Linked DNA regions of Homo sapiens: region 1 is linked to region 2. A link is a contact called in ENCODE Hi-C or POLR2A ChIA-PET data. All regions are on one chromosome and are shown on one strand. Each heading gives the region's core, a stretch centred on a gene start or an enhancer-like site at or near the end of the contact. The rest is flanking DNA. Distances are from core to core; before and after follow the strand shown.

The links. Hi-C counts contacts between places; a loop is a spot of excess contacts on that map. ChIA-PET counts read pairs that join two places held with the same protein, here RNA polymerase II (POLR2A).
Region 1: a map of endothelial cell of hepatic sinusoid shows a loop between it and region 2 (4-fold over the local background). The contact joins two enhancer-like sites. A Hi-C loop is called at or near these places in 1 of 168 maps with a recorded cell type or tissue (endothelial cell of hepatic sinusoid). POLR2A ChIA-PET finds 5 or more read pairs at or near these places in 2 of 52 experiments (CD8-positive, alpha-beta T cell and OCI-LY7).

The regions. Positions count from the first base shown.
Region 1 is chr6:2,393,435-2,399,117 of GRCh38, forward strand. It overlaps GMDS-DT (GMDS divergent transcript), which reads left to right. Exons shown (of 7, transcript NR_046229.1): 5 at 5,143-5,344; 6 at 5,432-5,603. Among named protein-coding and RNA genes, the nearest start is that of GMDS-DT, 150 kb to the left of the region's middle. Within about 2 kb of position 3,622, at least 2 of the 41 ENCODE cell types and tissues checked have a DNase peak (open chromatin) inside an H3K27ac peak, as active enhancers do.
Region 2 is chr6:2,347,810-2,353,975 of GRCh38, forward strand. The region is part of intron 4 of GMDS-DT (GMDS divergent transcript); the gene reads left to right. Among named protein-coding and RNA genes, the nearest start is that of GMDS-DT, 110 kb to the left of the region's middle. Within about 2 kb of position 4,218, at least 2 of the 41 ENCODE cell types and tissues checked have a DNase peak (open chromatin) inside an H3K27ac peak, as active enhancers do.

The sequences.
Region 1 (5,683 bases), core at 2,372-4,871, 45 kb after region 2:
AAGTTTGAGAACATTGATCTAATCATGGAGATAGGTGTTTTGTGACCCAACAGCCCTCATTTGGATTCTAGACCCAAATCCGTAACACACTAACTGTGTAACTGGGGCAGGTTACTCTGAGGCTGTTCGAGTCTCCGAATCCTCATTTGTAGAATGGCACAGAAGTGCCCACTCTATTATAGAGTTGTTAATGGGATTAAATTAGTGAATGTAAAGCTCTTGGCACCCAGTGCTGGGAAGGGCAGCTATGGAGATGATAATCATTCCCCTTTGCCCCCCTTCCCAATCCTGGCACCCAGGACCAAGGCCAGTGCTCTCAGCAGGAGGGAAGCAAGAGCACTGGCTTGACCCATTGGTGCTCAGGACGGGTAGCACTAAACAGTCCTTCCAATCAACTTCACGTTTCAAGTGCCTCACCGAGGATGTTGATAGCAATGGGTACAGTTGAGTAACAGTTTACTCGTATTATTTCATTAGATATTTTTATTAGTGCCGTTATTTCCATGCTTTTGAAGGAATTCATGAGTTTTCAACTTGTAAATGCAACACAGTTTAAAATAGCAGTCTTTAAAAGTTATGGTTGTAAGTTTTAGGCCCTCTGAATTAATGTCCTGCCCTATGTGTCTGGGCATGAGGCCACAGATGCCACACAGACTGTACCTAGTGCTGAGTGGAGCCTATGTGGAAGGGCTGCAGGGTTCAGCTAGAAGTATCCACTGGGGCAAAGCTAGTGTTGGAAAGATCCTGGTCTGGCAGCAGAATGGGCATCAACGTTGTAAGACTGCATGTAGCAGGGGGTGGCTGGATCACCTGGAGCCCAGGGACAAGCCTTGGCACATCTATCCCTTCTGATTGATTTTACATATTGAAGTCTGCTCTCATGGGTCTCCTTGCCTTGAAGATAATTTTCTCTCTTTTCTGCTAAGGTCCTGAACGTTTCTGGCACATTACTTGGACCTGATGGTAAACCCATTGCTTTGTCACAAGGCACTGGGAGGTTATCAGCACTGAGATGCTTTCCAATGTGCAGTCTCAACCCAGTGCCCTCGGCACACCCACTTCACTTAGACAGTGGGACCTCAATAAAAATGTGTCTGAAAGGACACTGTGCCATCATTATCGGTTTAACGGCCAGGGCCAATGGGGAGAAGGGAGCAATAGTTGAGAAGTGTAAATGTGAGGGATATCTCACAAAGCACGTAGGAAGCCAAGAAATGTAGGTGAAATGGACAGGAAAGATTTCTTTTTTCCATAAGCCTCTTCATGTTTATCTTGGAAGTGAAGAATTCTGAGACTACTCCATGAATTGTCATTGTGGTAGCTACTCAGTTATTCTTAGATAAAACCAGCGGTCCCAAATCTCAGATAACTGTCAGGAATAATGTTAGAAAAGTCAAGATGAAATCTTTCTGTGCTTTTGAGCATCACACTTGGTTTTGATGCAGGTGGCCAAACCACACTGTCCTGCAGGATGGCCACTCTGTCAGTTGGTGACTTCTTGCTCCAGGGAGCCCTGGGAGCTGATAACTCTTGGTTGGGGAATGTTCCTCTAGCTTTTTACCAATTCAGTCTTTCACTGACTGGTTATTCTTGCTTTTGTGGGCGGCCATACAAATCATGTGCTGTGGGGAAGTCATGTCAATCATTTCACTGTCTACAGGATTCCCTGGAAGCTTGAAGCAATTTTTCAGATAATTAAGTCCACAGAATACTTTTTTTTCCTCAATGATTGGGATATCTCAAGTGAGTCAAAACTTTATTGCGATTGCCTCAATTCTCCATTTTCCTGGTCATATATCAAAAAAGACTTTCTGCTTCCTATATGTGGGGCTTAGCATCCACATTGTAATTCACCAGAGACTCTCTGGAGAGCTTGGCTTGGTCCCATGTATCCTAGTACAAGCTTGCCACTGGTCTAAGTTAGAAAATATACAGATTTGGGGCCCACAGAAATGTCCAATTTTATACTTTTTTTTTTTAAATGGAGAGGAGTCTCTGAGTGAGAGAGGATTTGGAAAAATGGCCAGCAGATAACAATAACAATAGTGACTAACATTTATTGAGTACATACCATGTGTTAACTGTGTGAAATAATTTTCATGTAAACCTTTTGGCAACCTAAGGTTGGCAGCATGGAAGCTTTGAGAGTGTAAGTTTCTTGTCCAGAATTTTATAACTAGAAAGTGACAGAGCCTGGATTCCAACCTATACCCATGGACACCAGAGTGTCTATATGTGTCTTTCCAGTGAGCGATGGTTCACACTCATTGGAAACATGAGTGCCATTGGAACATACTAGTCAATATGATGCCGAAAACAGTAACAGAAAGAGTGCAGGTGTTGAATACGTGTTCCTTTTCACACTGGAAAGAAAGATGGTGAGAAGTTGGCATGTCTTCCACGCAATTCCATCCCATCAGCTGGTCTCCAAATTCCCACTCCTCTTGGTTCCCACTTCTCTTTGTCTCTTTCCAGAAGGAAACAAACTCCCTGATGACCCTCACTGAAAATTCACAAACTTTACAAATTTCAATAGATTAGCTGTGGCTTCTTTTTAAAATACTCATAGGTAGCTGGGTCCTGGAGAGCTCTAAAGCCCTCTAATTTTGCTTGCAGACGGAAGAAGGGAAACTCGAGTCACTGGAGACAAAGGGGCAAAGGCATGGGTTTGGCGGCAGAGGGAAAGAAATGGTCTGTGACCAGGGCTTAAGCTGCCTGTGTTGGCTCTGAGTGACAGTATGCTCTTGCTCCAAGGACCTTAATTGGCTGATAGAGTGATTGCTTTGGCCAAAGGTCCAATTAATACTCAAGATTTGAGGACTGGTTTTCCAACCCCAGTTGGATGACTTTCCTGGCAAGCAAAGGTTACCGCTGTAAATTCAACTTGCTTCCTTAACTGGGCACCCACTCTATAATGTGAGGCTATCATTCTGTCTGGTTAATTCCAGACAAGACTTTGTGAGCAGATGGGGAATTTGGATTTTCAAATTCGAAAAAAAAAAAAAAAAGCATAAGTGAGTGTGAGTTTTATGTAGTTACCTCGATGCTCCACCTTGTGGAAAATGTGCTAAATCCCAATGTAGGAGGAGGCAGGATTGCAAATGTGAAGCAGAGTGGTTGGCCCAGGGGTTTATGCTCACTGAGAATGTTCTCATCAATAGCTTGCTGTGATTGGCTATGGACCTATTGAAATCACCATTAAACTAGAAAACAAAGTTACTCAGCCCTCGTGTGGAAAGTGTCTAAGACAGTAATGCAGAGGCCGTAGTCTGAAGGTGGCACCTCGCACTACAGAACAATGGTAGGAGCTCCAGGTTCGGATCATGGTTCTGAATTTACTAGTTGTGTGCACTTAAGTTGCTTAGTCTAATTAATAAAGCAGGGATGATAATTCCTCTTTACAGCTTTGTTGCAAGGATTGCATTAAAGAAAACATGTAAAAGCATAAGGGCATTCAATTAATGTTACAAGAGCCCTTCCCTCAACCCCAAGGGCGGCTGCAGCTGTTCAGCCTGACACTTTATGTGTGTTGGTCACAGTGCTGTCTTGGAGAATCACATACGGGATAGTGCTTACCTCCCCATAGCAGCCACGTCATAGCAAATAGCTCATTAGCATGCAGTTTCTTCCCTCCCTGTTCAGCAGCCCAGCAGACAAGCTGTCTCAGAGCCTGGATTTCAGCATGTTGCACTCACCGCAAATATCCTGCAGGCTGCCCACTCCATTCTGCTGCCCTTCGCAAGGCTTCACTTTGCCCTCCAACCCTTTTTTTCTCTTGTTTACCAGATGGAACGAAGTCTGTTTGTGGAAACACCCTTCCCCTCTGTTTACTTGGACCTGATTTTGAAAGTAACAAGTCACTTTATTTGGGCTGGAGGAAAAAGCACTAAACCAGATGTTGAGGTGACCGGGATTCCTGGAAGACATTCTTCTCTCCAACGAGACACATGATGCATGAAGTAGGAGCCCCTGGCAAGGAGCCCAGGCTGCCATGGCCTCGCTCGCTCCTGCTTCCCGGCATGGCCCCGAGGCTAGCTGCCTCTGTACTGCCTGAGCATCGTCCCCTGGCGTGTCACCAGACTACCCACTACCTGTGCTTGCACCTGCAGGTGGGCAGTTCAGTCGTTGCAGGCTGAAGCTCCCTGTCACAGGAGTCCATCAGCACTGGAGTTTACCAAATGGCCCAGTCCAGGTCTGTGTCATATTGTTTTGCAAAAGCAAGAAAACTCATTCAGAGCTTGTTACTTTTATCCCTGACTTCCTAAGTGAGCAGTGTAGCCAGAGAACTACATCCCCTGACATCCTTTAAGAGCCATGACCACTCCTGCCCTTGCTTTGTGACAGGCACTCCTGGATGCTGAAGTGCTGTTGCTGTGCACCACTATGCATCCTGTGTGAGGATGAGCACTCCAGTCCTTGCTCCCTCTTCCCGTGGCTGGCTCATTAGCCAGAGCAAACTGTGGCCTTGAAGGAGCAGAAGGAGCATTTGACTCTTCCCAGCTCTCAGTCTTTGGAAAATTGAGCAAAGTGGAATGAAAGCCATTTATTCATTTAACTGGCAGTTATTTATTGAGCATCTATTATGTGGCAGGCACCGTGGTGACACTGAAAAGAGAAGGGTGAACAAGGACAGTCCTGAGCTCAAGCAGGCTGCTGGCAGGTGGTAGTGGGGGCAGACAAGCAAAGGGGCACCCATGCCATGGCCTGCAATGCACCACCTCCAGGACAAGGTTTGGGACCCATCCCTGGGTCTTGGGGGACATTCTAAAAGGAAGCAGTGGCTCAGCATAGACCTGAAGGACAAGAAGGCACCAGTCATGTGTGGAGTGGGTTGGTGGAGATGCGCAGAGTGCAAGGAGGTCTGGAGGTGAGACCTCCAGGCAGAATGGAGGGAGGTGTGTCCCATAGCATGTGGACTCTAAGGGGCTGGGAGATCTTAGGGGTCCCTGGAGGCTGACTGAAGGCTGGCCAGGGAGCCTGCCTGGTAAGGGCCTCCAAGGTCAGGTTTGGGTGTAAGAGTAGCCATTTCTAGCACTGGTTGAGGTGCACTTCCCTGTCAGTGCCCCAAAATCCTTCAGCAGTGTCTGATACGATGTTCTAGACTGGCATTGTTTCCAGTGCAGGCCCTGTCTCATTCTTCAGGAAGCATGCTCATGGCAATACCCGGAGTCTCCACTGCAAGACCAGAGTGACGGAGGCAGCAGAGCTCCTCAGCAGGCCAGGAGTCTCCAGAGGCACTGCCGAATGTCTAAGAAGCAACCTCATTGTATTCCCAAGACCTGGGAATCCAGGTCTCGCAGATACGATGATACAATCTATAGCCAGGACATCTCTTCATGTGTAGGTAAGTAGGGGATGGGGTAAGTTCATCTGGTGTTTCTAGGCTTTCTTGATTTTCTATATGCCACTGACGCCTTTCACCTTCATCCAGTTTTCAATGAATACTAGGATAAGCAACTATCCCAGTCTTCCCAGGATTGAGGGGCTTCTCCAGATGCTGCACTTCTGGTGCTAAAAATGAGAAACTGAAATGAATTAGTCACCCAAGGAATGCTGACCCTGTGCTATATGATCACATTTACTCTTTAAAGCAATGCTTTGAGGTAGGTAATATTATTTCCATTTTAAATAATTTATAAATAAGAGATAAAGTGTGATTCCCAAGGCCATTATCCAGTAAGTG
Region 2 (6,166 bases), core at 2,968-5,467:
GGAAACTGTAGACTTAAGCCTTGGGCCTGGGCTGAATTAAGAGGTATAATTAAAGATTTCCCTAATGCTTGTAATCTCAGCACTTAGGGAGGTTGAGGCAGGAGGATTGCTTAAGCCCGGGCGTCTGAGACCAGCCTGGGCAACACAGTGAGACCCTGTCTGTATTTTTTTTTAAGTTGAAAAAAAAATGATTTCCTTAAAGCCAAAGAAGACCAGCAAATATTTATTAGAAAAGTTTAGAATTCCTCTGGAGGCATATGACCCAGGGACCCCTGACTTTGTACACATGTTGTACACATGGGTACCTTGTACATTTGTCAACGTGTACACATGTTGGTCAGAACCTCCGATGCTAAAGGTTGGAGGGTAAAAGCTGATTGGACTGACCAGGAACGATGCCTTATAGGATTCCCCTTTCCACAATAAACCTGACAGTCAAAAAAAGGGACCTACCCAAAATGTAGGTCAAGTGCCCTAAAAGTCATACCCCAAATGTTTTCAAAACAAATCTGCTGGAGCATAATTCAATCATGCAAACAAACAAAGAAAAAAGATGACACTATAGGAGATTTCCGAGATAGACTAGAAAGCAACTTTGGATGACAGCTGAGCGTTACAGAGGTGCTGAGGGAGCAACAGCCCTTTCATCTGGCTTTGTCAATGGAATTGAACCTGAAGTTGGAGACCTAATTCAAAAACAGAAATGAGCATGGAGAATAGCCACCTGAGATGAGCAACAACACCAGGCACAGCATGTTGCAAGGGCTTTAGAACAAAAACGAGGCAAGATCCAAAGTAAACTGTGGCCCTGCAGATCAAACAGCTGGGTAGCCCACTCCCCAGTCAACCACCTATGGACAAGGACACTTTGGGATATCTTAAACTGGAAAGATCTTCCCATCTTACACACACATGCGCGTGCGCGCTCACACACACACACACACAGAGAACAGAAAAAAATGACAAAAATTCCTTGATTCATATCAATGAAGGAGTTGTGTAGAAGGACAAAGGGCATGATGTCCTGTTATGCTTAAACACTCAAGATGAATTAGCTTAACTGCAGATGGCCGTCCTCATCAGCTGCTAGTAGACACTCTTTATACATTGAACCCTGCTGCCTTTGTTCAACCTCCTCACGGTAACAACTCACAAGTCATTGGGATTTCAAGTAATCCATAGGCTTTTTGTGTCTCTCAGCCCTTAACCACAACCTTTGGGCTCTTCCTGTTCTCTGACACCAATCCTGCAAATTTAGTAGGGAGAGATCTATTCTGCAAATGGAATTGTAATATTAAATGCATACCGGGGGTGGGGGACTGTCTCCTGCGGTGTCAGAGGACCCTGCATTCATAATCGCGTTGCCTGCTCTGGCTGGCTGTGTACCTTAGCCTCTTTTGTTATATTTGAGGAACACCCAAGATAAGGATTATGGGGCAATGTAGGGTTGAGGGAAATTTGTGTTAGGATTTAATAGAACATTCTGAAATTTTTGGAGAAAAATGATAGACATAATATTCTTAATAACAGCTACAGTAGTATAGAGTATATACAGCATCCAAATGGAAATAGTTGTAAATATTTGTCAACATTAAATTTAGTTTAAAATAAAAACCTTGGGAGCTCAGTAGTCAGCTGAGAAAATGTCCTAACCTTGCATTTTGAAGGGGAGATTGACATTTCTTTTTTTTTCCATTTTGTTTATTTATGTATGTATTTGTTTTTCAATTTTACTTTTTATTTTAGATTCGGGGGCACAGGTGCAGGTTTGTTACAAGGGTATATTGTGTGATGCTGAGGTTTGGGCTTCTAATGATCCCATTGCCCGAGTAGCAGACATAGTACCCGATGAGTAGTTTTTCAGCCCATGCCCCCAGCTTCCTTCCTTTTGGAGTCCCCAGTGTCTATTTTTCCCGTCTTCATGTCCTTTTGTGGTGAAGCTAAACATTGGTTTAGCCTATAAGTGAGAACAGGCCGGGTGTGGCGGCTCATGCCTATAATCCCAGCACTTTGGGAGGCCAAGGTGGGAGGACCACTTGAGCCCAGGAGTTTGAGACTAGCCTGGGCAACATGGCAAGACACTGTCTCTACAAAATTTTTAAAAAATTACCTGGGCATGGTGGCATACACCTGTAGTCCAAGCAACTTTGGAGGCTGAGGTGGGAGGATTGCTTGATCCTGAGAGATTGAGGCTGCAGTGAGCTGTGATCACACCACTGCACCGCAGCCTGGGCTGGGCTTTTGAGACAGAGCAAGACCCTGTCTCAAAAGAAAAAAAAAAGAAGTGAGAACATGAAGTATTTGGTTTTCTGTTTCTGTGTCAATTCGCTTAGGATAATGGCCTCCAGCTGCATCCATGTTGCTTCAGGGGACGTGTTCATTCTTTTTTGTGACTTTGTAGTACTCCGTGGTGTATAAGTTTGATATTTTTTCGTTCTTATTTATTTATTTATTTATTTGAGAGGAGTCTCGCCCTGTCGCCCAGGCTGGAGTGCAGTGGTGTGATCTCGGCTTCACTGCAGGCTCCACTTCCCAGGTTCATGCCATTCTCTTGCCTCAGCCTCCCGAGTAGCTAGGATTACAGGCGCCCGCCACCACGCCCGGCTAATTTTTTTGTGTTTTTTAAAAGAGACGGGGTTTCACCCTGTTAGCCAGGATGGTCTCGATCTCCTGACCTCGTGATCCACCCGCCTCGGCCTCCCAAAGTGCTGGGATTACAGGCGTGAGCCACCGCGCCCGGCTGACATTTTCTTTATCCAATCTACTATTGATAGTCACCTGGGTTGTTTCTATGTCTTTGCTGTTGAGAACAGTGCTGTGATAAACATACAAGGGCAGGTGTCTTTTGTGATTTATTTTCCTTTGGGTGTATACCCAGTCATGGGGTTGCTGGGTTGAATGGTAATTCTATTTTTGCTTCTTTGAGAAATCTCCAAACTGTTTTCCACAGGGGCTGAACTAATTTGCATTCCCACCAGCAGTGTATAAGCATGCCCTTTTCTCTGCAGCCTCACCGGCATCTGTTATTTTTTTGACGTTTTAACCATAGCCATTCTGACTGGTGTGAGATGGTGTCTCATTGTGGTTTTGACCTGCATTTCTCTGGTGATCAGTGATGCTGAGCATTTCTTCACGTGTTTGTTGGCCGTATGTATGGAGACTGACGTTTATGTTGGATGACAATTATGGGGAAAAAACTCACCAGGACTACGTAATATAATCTTCCTTCTGTGTAGAAAGAGGCATTTCCTATGTCCCCAGACCATCACACTGACTCTACAAGATTGGGTTCTCTTGTCGTTATGGTGCTACAGGGCAGGATGTCCAACTCTGACACTCAAGGGAGATCAGGTGCGTTATAGGTAGTGTGGTTTAGTAGAGTGAAAACTATCCAAGTCACCTGGAATCCAGACATGAAGCCATCTTGATAGAGGGCCCAAGGGTAATCCACTTCAGTAGCCAGGAACCTGTTGAGCAAATGCCAGCTTGTGATAAAAATTTATTGTATGGATCACAGTGTCCCATAAAGTAGAGACTCTAAATGTTAAAAACAACATTGGCTGCTTGACTTGATTAGAACGCAGCAGTTTGAGATGTTTAAATGTGAAGGGCGAGAGGCTTGGCTTCCTATGTTTAAGGAGTTGATCTCGTGATGTTTGGAGAGCCCAGCTTTGAGATGCCTGGTCTCTCCTGATGCTTCCCTTTGATTCCACAAAAGGGAGGGCCCGGTGGCTGCTGAATGGTACAGTCTGAGGCGATGACAGAGGCTGCAGGTCTCTGCCAGCATTGGAGACCCTCAGACACAGTGTGGCTGGTGACCACTGGAGGAGGCAGGGTTCAGGTTCCTGGGCATCTGCAGGCCAGCTCTCAAACCCCCACCCACCTCCCACTTCCCCCCGAACCCCCGGCTCTCCACAGCTTGCACCTATCCTATCTGGAGTAGTAGTGAGAGTTGTATCCCTTAATTCCCATTTTTATTGGGTTTCTGGACAATGCTGGAAAGCATTCAAAATAGCTCATATTTTACTCTTACCTTGTGAGTCTAAGTAAAGACCCATTCATTTCAAGAAAAATAACTTGCTTTTGGTTCTGTCCCTGGAGCTAGAAAGTTTGCTGTTAAGTAGATTGATTACGCATCAGCCTGGAATAGCTAGTTCCTTGCTGTGTGGCCTTGGGCAAGCCACTCAAGTGCTCTGGGCTGTCATTTACTCACCTGTGAACTAAGAGGGCTGAACTGGATGATATTGAAGGTCCCTATTAGCTCTAAGTCAGGGCCCAGCATGCAGGCATATCAAGTTTCTTTTCTTCATTTTCAAAAAGTAAGCTTCTGAGAATATTTTTGACCATATTGCAAAGTCAAATAATTATTGAGTGAGTCTGTTATTTCATGCCATTCCTTTTCTACTAGCTAATCTAGTTTGCAAAATACCCTATGCTGCTGGTGAAAGGAAAAAAAAAAACAAAGTGTGAACCCAAAACTCATGATTCATTCTAAGTTAGTTCAACAGATTAGTTCCTCATTCTCTCAGATCTCCAGGGAAGAGACATCAACACCAGCCCATCGCTGATACCCTTTGTCCTGGCCTCCGGAGCGCTCCCTGCACAGTCCCAAGTCTGCAAGAAGGGGGATCTTTTCTTGAAAACCTACAGTGCTAATAATTGTCAAAAATATATAAATTCTAAATTTAAAATTTAAGGTATTGGTGCCTATGAAATGTCCCCAACACAAAGAAATGATAAATGTTTGAGATGATGGAAATGCTGATTACCCTGATCTGATCACTCACTTTATATGTATTGAAACATCATTATGAACTCCATGAATATGTATAATTGTTATTAGTCAGTTAAAACAAATAAAACTAAAAATGTTTAACGATAAGAAGAAAAAAATGTTGTGTTGTCAACACTAAGTTTTAAAACACGCTATAAGGTGGTTACTGAAAATTGCCTGCTGTGCTTGGTATGTTGTGCACAGCATTATGGTTATTTATTTGGGGGTGTTTCTGGTTGTCTTCTCTTGCCCCTGTCGCCACACACAGCCCATTGTGCAGCATTATGAGTGTCTCTTGGGCCAAATTTTCTGATCTCAGGTCCAGGATTTTTATTTCTTAGTGATAATAGTATGCATTTTTAAAAAGTATAAATGATTAGTATCAAATTCTAATATGTAGCTTTAAATTGGAAAATTTTTAACTAGAAAAATTTTAACATCATATACAGGCTAGAGTCTTTTTTTCTGCCAGTCTTTGTGGATTTTACTGGAAAAATATACATACATCCCATGATAGAATTTATTCTCTAGAAGATGATTGGCAAACTTTGGCCTGCAAGGCCAAATCTGTCCTTCCTCTGCATCTGGTACTACTCTTGAGTTAAGAATGGCTTTTACGTTTTTAAGTGGTTATGTAGGTGCCCACGTAATAGTCTCGACTTTACCTCTTGGTCCCCAAAGCCTGAAATATTTATGATCTGATCTTTTAAGAAAAATTTGCCAACTCTATTCTACAGAAAAGGAATGAACAACTAACTCAGCAATGCATATGGAGAGGAGAGGAGCATGTAAGTAAACCTGAGAACTTTGGTAATAAAGAAAGAGAAAATTTTATTCAGATTATACAGAAGTATTTACATTTATAAATGCCTCTTTGACAATATGATCGGTTTCAGTTTATCTTGTTGGCATGATTCAAAGCCCTGGTGTCAGAGATTGTTCCATTAAGTAGGCAGATTACACACACACACACAGATAAGGACATATCAAGTAAAAGCACAATTAAAGAGAAGTTCGTGGGAAGATCCTGATTTGCATACCCAGAGTGGGTCTGTATACACATTAATCTGACAGCGGCCTGGACGATTTTAATGTTTCTAACTCCGAATATAAACTTGTGTTTCTCTCATGCAGATGTTGCCCTTTCTTCTGCTTATAGGAAAATTCCCATGTAGTTTCAAAGCCCTGTCATGGGCAAGGTAAACAGTGGTGCTAGCTGTGAACAGATAAAATGTATATCCATCGATTAACTAAGCCTTGGAAATGAAACACGTCCTGTCTCTTGAATGCTGTACACAGAGCCAAGAGAAATAGACGGATCATCAGGCTTTACAAAGGGAGTTCACAGTAGTCGCTGATATGAGGGAATAATATCTTTGAAAGTTTCAAAAC